Linked DNA regions of Homo sapiens: region 2 is linked to region 1. Evidence: read pairs that join two places in POLR2A ChIA-PET (ENCODE). Cell type or tissue: MCF 10A. All regions are shown on one strand. Region 1 overlaps MMS19 (MMS19 cytosolic iron-sulfur assembly component). Region 2 overlaps HOGA1 (4-hydroxy-2-oxoglutarate aldolase 1).

Region 1 (2,500 bases):
CATATTCTTTGACCTAGCGATTTCTTTTAGGAATTTATTCTATCATTATATTCATATGTATGAAAGTTGTAGCACTGCTCATAACAGCAAAAGATTAGCAACAATCCACAGAGGACTAGTGAAATTATTCATTATTTCCGGCCAAAGGAATATTATGCAGCCATAAAGAATGAAAGAGCTAACTTATATACTGACGTGGAACACTCTCCAAGACATAGTGTTCAGTGAAAAAAGCAAAGTACAGGAGAAGTGTGTGTGTGTGTGTGTGTACATGCCCGCATGTGCACACATTGATTTTAGGGGGGTGGTGGTAAAAGCATTTGCTTACATATAGATGAAAAAGCTCTGTAAAGATACAAACATAACTGATAACTTGGTTGATTATGGAGAAAAAAAGATGGTAGGGAGATTTCTCACCCTTTTGGACTTTGAATCATGTGAATGAATTATCTTTTCAAAACCAACACAAAACACAAAATAAAACAAAGTAAAGGCTGGGCATGGTGGCCCACGCCTGTAATCCCAGCACTTTGGGAGGCCGAGGCAGTTGGATCACGAAGTCAGGGGTTCAATATCAGCCTGGTCAAGATGGTGAAACCCCATTTCTACTAAAAATACAAAAAAAATTAGCCGGGCATGGTGGCGGGCGCCTGTAATCCCAGCTACTTGGGAGGCCGAGGCAGAGAATTGCTTGAACCCAGGAGGCAGAGGTTGCAGTGAGTTGAGATCGCACCACTGCACTCCAGCCTGGGAGACAGAGCGAGACTCCATCTCAAAAAAGCAAAAACCAAACCAAAACAAACAAAAAAGAAACACACACACCAAAAAAACCAAAGTAAAAACAGAAGAATGTGGGAGCTAAACCAGGATCTTTCAAGATTTCAAGGGTATAGGGTTAGAATAAGAATTCTGATTATGAAAGAGATAAAAAGATTCATTTCAGGAGACAGGTGGTCCCCAGTAACATAATGTCAACTGAAATAAGCTGGTAAGAAATTCCCTACAGCAAAGATGGTGGTGTCATTATAAAGGCAGTGAGAGTCAATATGCTGTTTGGCATGCTGCAATAGAATGCCTTTTATTTCTTTCAAACCACTAATGCTTGCAGCACACACACCCACACGGTGATGAAACTCTTGAGTATTTGGCAGTAGAAGGGAACTCAACTGCAGAATGGGAGGAAGGCCCAAGAGGGTCAGAGCAAATACCTTCTGTACACTGTGCACAATTGTGCCTTCTTTGTTTTGTCACTTTGTTTCTATAGCCTGAGATGCCCTGTCCAACTCCAGAATCATATCTTCTGCATCCCTCACAAACCAGCTGAAATCCTATCTTAACTGTGAAGTCAGTTCCTGCCTACTCTAGCTCACACTGAACTTTTGTCTTCTCTGAACAGCTATAGTACTACTCATTTTCCTACCTAATCTCCTATTGTTACTTAAATGTTTCAGCCTTCAAGGGCAGGGACAGTGTTTTGCAATCCTGTAGCCTTCAGCACTAAATACAGTGTTAAGGAGCTTAAGAATTCCCCCCAATACATGCTGCTTTGAATCATTCCTCATATGTCAAATGCTTTTCCATTTCCTAGTTTATTAAAATATAAAATAATGAGGGCGGGGATGTCTATTTTGGTGACCTGTACCCTCAGTGCCCAGAACAGGGCTTGGCACATAGCAGACACTCAATAAATATATGATCAAACAATGAAGGTGCTACTTACAGGGGTAAAATCGATAGGGAAATAACAGGATGTCACTTCAAACAACTCCTCCACAAAGGGTCCTGTGGCAACAGAGAAAAAATGAGGTTGGTTTATCAGCTTCACTCATCTGATAAAGCTCCAATGAGCTAATCATGGCTACCACGATATACCCAGGCTATAGTCCCTGGAGATGAGGTCATGGACGATGCGGAAGGCCACCAGAAGATTACGGGGATCCTTTTCCCCATCCATCACCTGGATGAAGCCAAAGGTGAAGTCAGCTCCTAGGCTCTTTAGCTCTGGGAAGGAGAGAATAAGGTTACTATACTGTCCCACAGCACAGAAAGTGTGGGCTTTCTCCTAGCCTGTGTTCTCCCTCTGCTATCATTGCCTCCCCTTTCTCTTCAGGGCTGACCCTTTTTCCATTCCAAGAAAGTACTCAGTGAAGAGATGTGCAACAATATACACATTGCTGTGGAGGCAAGAATTTAAAACACTGGCTCAAACAAACTCTACCCTTTCTTTACTTCACTGGGAGGGAGCAGACCCCCTCTTTCCCTTTATCATTCTCTCTCAGGATACCAGCTCTTCTATATAACCCCAGGTAAAATGAGTCCTACTAATAGGGGAAAAAGTAGGATGTGCTTGCTTTTGACATTTCCCAGAAAGCTCTGTCTCTTACCTTCTTCCCGGGTTCGCATAAAATTGGTGATGATATTGTAGACTGTGTGTCGGTCCACCTGTGGCAGGGACTTGGGGGTGGGGGAGAAAGAAGTGAAGAAAATGCTCAAAGAATAC
Region 2 (2,500 bases), 120 kb after region 1:
TTAGCCGGCATGGTGTCAGGTGCCTGTAATCCCAGCTACTCAGGAGGCTGAGGCAGGATAATTGCTTGAGCCTGGGAGACAGAGGCTGCAGTGAGCCGAGGTCGCACCACTGCACTCCAGCCTGGGCAACAGAGTGAGACTCTGTCTCAAAACAAAACAAAACAAAACTCTGAGAAAGGCACTAATATCATCACTATTTTTTAATTGAGTTAGCCTGGGCTTCTCTGACTTCAGGGCCTGTGCATCTGACCCCTCTTCTGTGAGCCCTCTGCTTTTCTGCTTTTTCCCCAGTCCCTGCTTCATTGGAGATCCTGGCCTTTTCCTCTCCTCTGGCCCCCTCTCTACACTAACAGGGACACATCAGGCTCACACCTGGACATCTAACCAGGGTGAAGGAGGGGCTCTTTGGGGTACCCACTCACAGATTTCTGGGACATTTTCTTATCCTTTAAAACAGTCCTATAAGCTAGGATTGAAATGATTTCACTGTCATCCCATAGAAAAGGAAACAGACTCAAAGATGTGATGTGACTTGTTCAATATCCAGAGGTGACTCTTGAGTCTAGTGCTGCCCTGACTACGCCACACTCCCTCTTCTCCAGCCAGGCACTTCTTCCTTCTTGGGAGTCAGGCATGAGTCAGTTGCCCCCTTCAATGAGACAGAAGAGAGGGCTGTGTCATAGAAGCTTTGAGCACAGTGTCTGCTTCTGACTCCCAGAGTGCAAGCCTCAGCTGTCCTGCTGTTTAGACCAGCTCCACCTGTAGGGCCCCTGGAACTGACCAGCAGGATGAGAGGTGAAGGAAGAGGGTGATGGTGGCTGAATCAGTGGCCGCAGCAAGAACCTGCCCCAGCCCAGGACGGCAGGCAGGGTTGGGGAGGAAGATGACTTTGGTATTGGAACAGAGAGAGTGGCAAGAGTTTGATCTTTGACTCTTTAGTCAGAGGGTGCTGGTCCAATCGTAGCTAGATTGGAGTCCTCACCCAGGGCTGGCAGCTTTTACGGAGAGCACTGCAGCCCCATGTAGCAAGACACAGGGAGGCCCTTCCTTGGGCTGCTAGCCTGACACACAGGAATCAATCCCCCAGAAGCAATCCCACAGGAGCGAGAAGCTGTGTGCCTCCAGACGTTCCCTGCAATGTTACCAATGCAAAATAACTACCAAAAAAAAAAAAAAAAAAGCAGCTAAATATCCAATGAGAGATATCCTGATATCCTGGCAACTCACTCTGGAATCTGACGGTGTAGTGAACAGCATGGAAAAAGTTGGTGGAATGAAGTGGAGTCTACATCACACAGTGTCCCCTGAAGGATGACTCACAGGAACAATTTCTCTTGGTCCCAGTGCCAGGAAACTCTGTGTTTCTCCGGGGCAGTTGCTTTGCTTTTATCTTTTGGGTTCTACATGTCTGTTAGCTGACCATGTTTCCCTTTTAGCTCTGGCTATCAGGAAACTCCACATCGAATTTCTGGCTCATTTCTCACAACTATATGGCAGGAACTTTGTATACCAATACTGCTTGTGGCCTTATTTTCATTTCCTTCTCCCAAATAGCCTCCAATTTTTTTTTTTTTTTTGAGACAGGGTCTTGCTCTGTCACCCAGGCTGGAGTGCAGTGGCACAATCATAGTTCACTGCAGCTTCAAATGCACCTGGTTTATTTATTTTTTATTTTTTTGTAAAGTCAGGGTCTCACTTTGTTACCCAAGGTGGTCTCGAACTTCTGGCCTCAAGTGATCCCCCCATCTTAGCCTCCTGAAGTGCTGGGATTACAGGCCCAAATATCCTTCTATTAATTAAGAATCCTGTTGTATTGTACTCTGTGTTTGTAAACTACTGCCATTTTTTTTTTCTTTAATGGAGTGGGATAGAGAGGAGAAAGAAGAAGAAAGAGAAAGTTAAGCGGGCTGGGCACTGTGGCTCACCTGTAACTGGTACAGGTATACTGGTTAGACATATCCCAAGTAAGTGATTGATAAAAACAGGAAAACGCAAAATAAAGCAATGAGATTCACTTTTCACCCAGAAAGTTGGCAAAAATTTGTTCTGACAATACCATGATTTGGCATGTATGACATTCTATGCTGCTCCTGAGGTCTACACTGATTGATTAGAAATGTGGCGCACAGTCAGGCATGGGGGCTCATGACTGTAATCCCAGCACTTCTGGAGGCTAAGGTGGGAGGATCACCTGGGCCCAGGAATTCGAGCCAGCCTGGGCAAAATAGTGAAACTCCATCTCTACAAAAAAAACTACACAAATTAGTTGGGCATGGTAGCTCATGCCTGTAATCCTAGCTGGCTAAGACAGGAGGATCACTTGAACCTGGGGGGCTAAGGCTGCCGTGAGCCGTGATTGTGACACTGCACTCCAGCCTGGGTGACAGAGTGAGACCCTCAAAGAAAAAGTAAATACATAAAAAATGTGTCACAGATGAAGGTGCACATAGCTATGACTCAGCAATTAACACACCAAAGTATCTGAACTCTAGAGGAACTC

What was found. Peaks named below come from ENCODE experiments on the same cell type or tissue, not always from the same donor. Only the 100,000 strongest peaks of a DNase experiment are listed, where the experiment ranks them.
Region 2: POLR2A ChIA-PET joins it to region 1 with 5 read pairs; 1 of 35 experiments calls an interaction of 5 or more read pairs at or near these places.

The regions. Positions count from the first base shown.
Region 1 is chr10:97,474,963-97,477,462 of GRCh38, forward strand. MMS19 (MMS19 cytosolic iron-sulfur assembly component) reads right to left here. Exons shown (of 31, transcript NM_022362.5): 6 at 2,385-2,454; 7 at 1,873-2,001; 8 at 1,721-1,782. Among named protein-coding and RNA genes, the nearest start is that of MMS19, 22 kb to the right of the region's middle. In MCF 10A, no CTCF peak of the experiment used is centred here; a DNase peak (open chromatin) is centred at 1,129.
Region 2 is chr10:97,595,547-97,598,046 of GRCh38, forward strand. The region is part of intron 1 of HOGA1 (4-hydroxy-2-oxoglutarate aldolase 1); the gene reads left to right. Among named protein-coding and RNA genes, the nearest start is that of C10orf62, 7.1 kb to the left of the region's middle. RefSeq lists an enhancer at 726-1,020. In MCF 10A, no CTCF peak of the experiment used is centred here; DNase peaks (open chromatin) are centred at 635 and 1,305.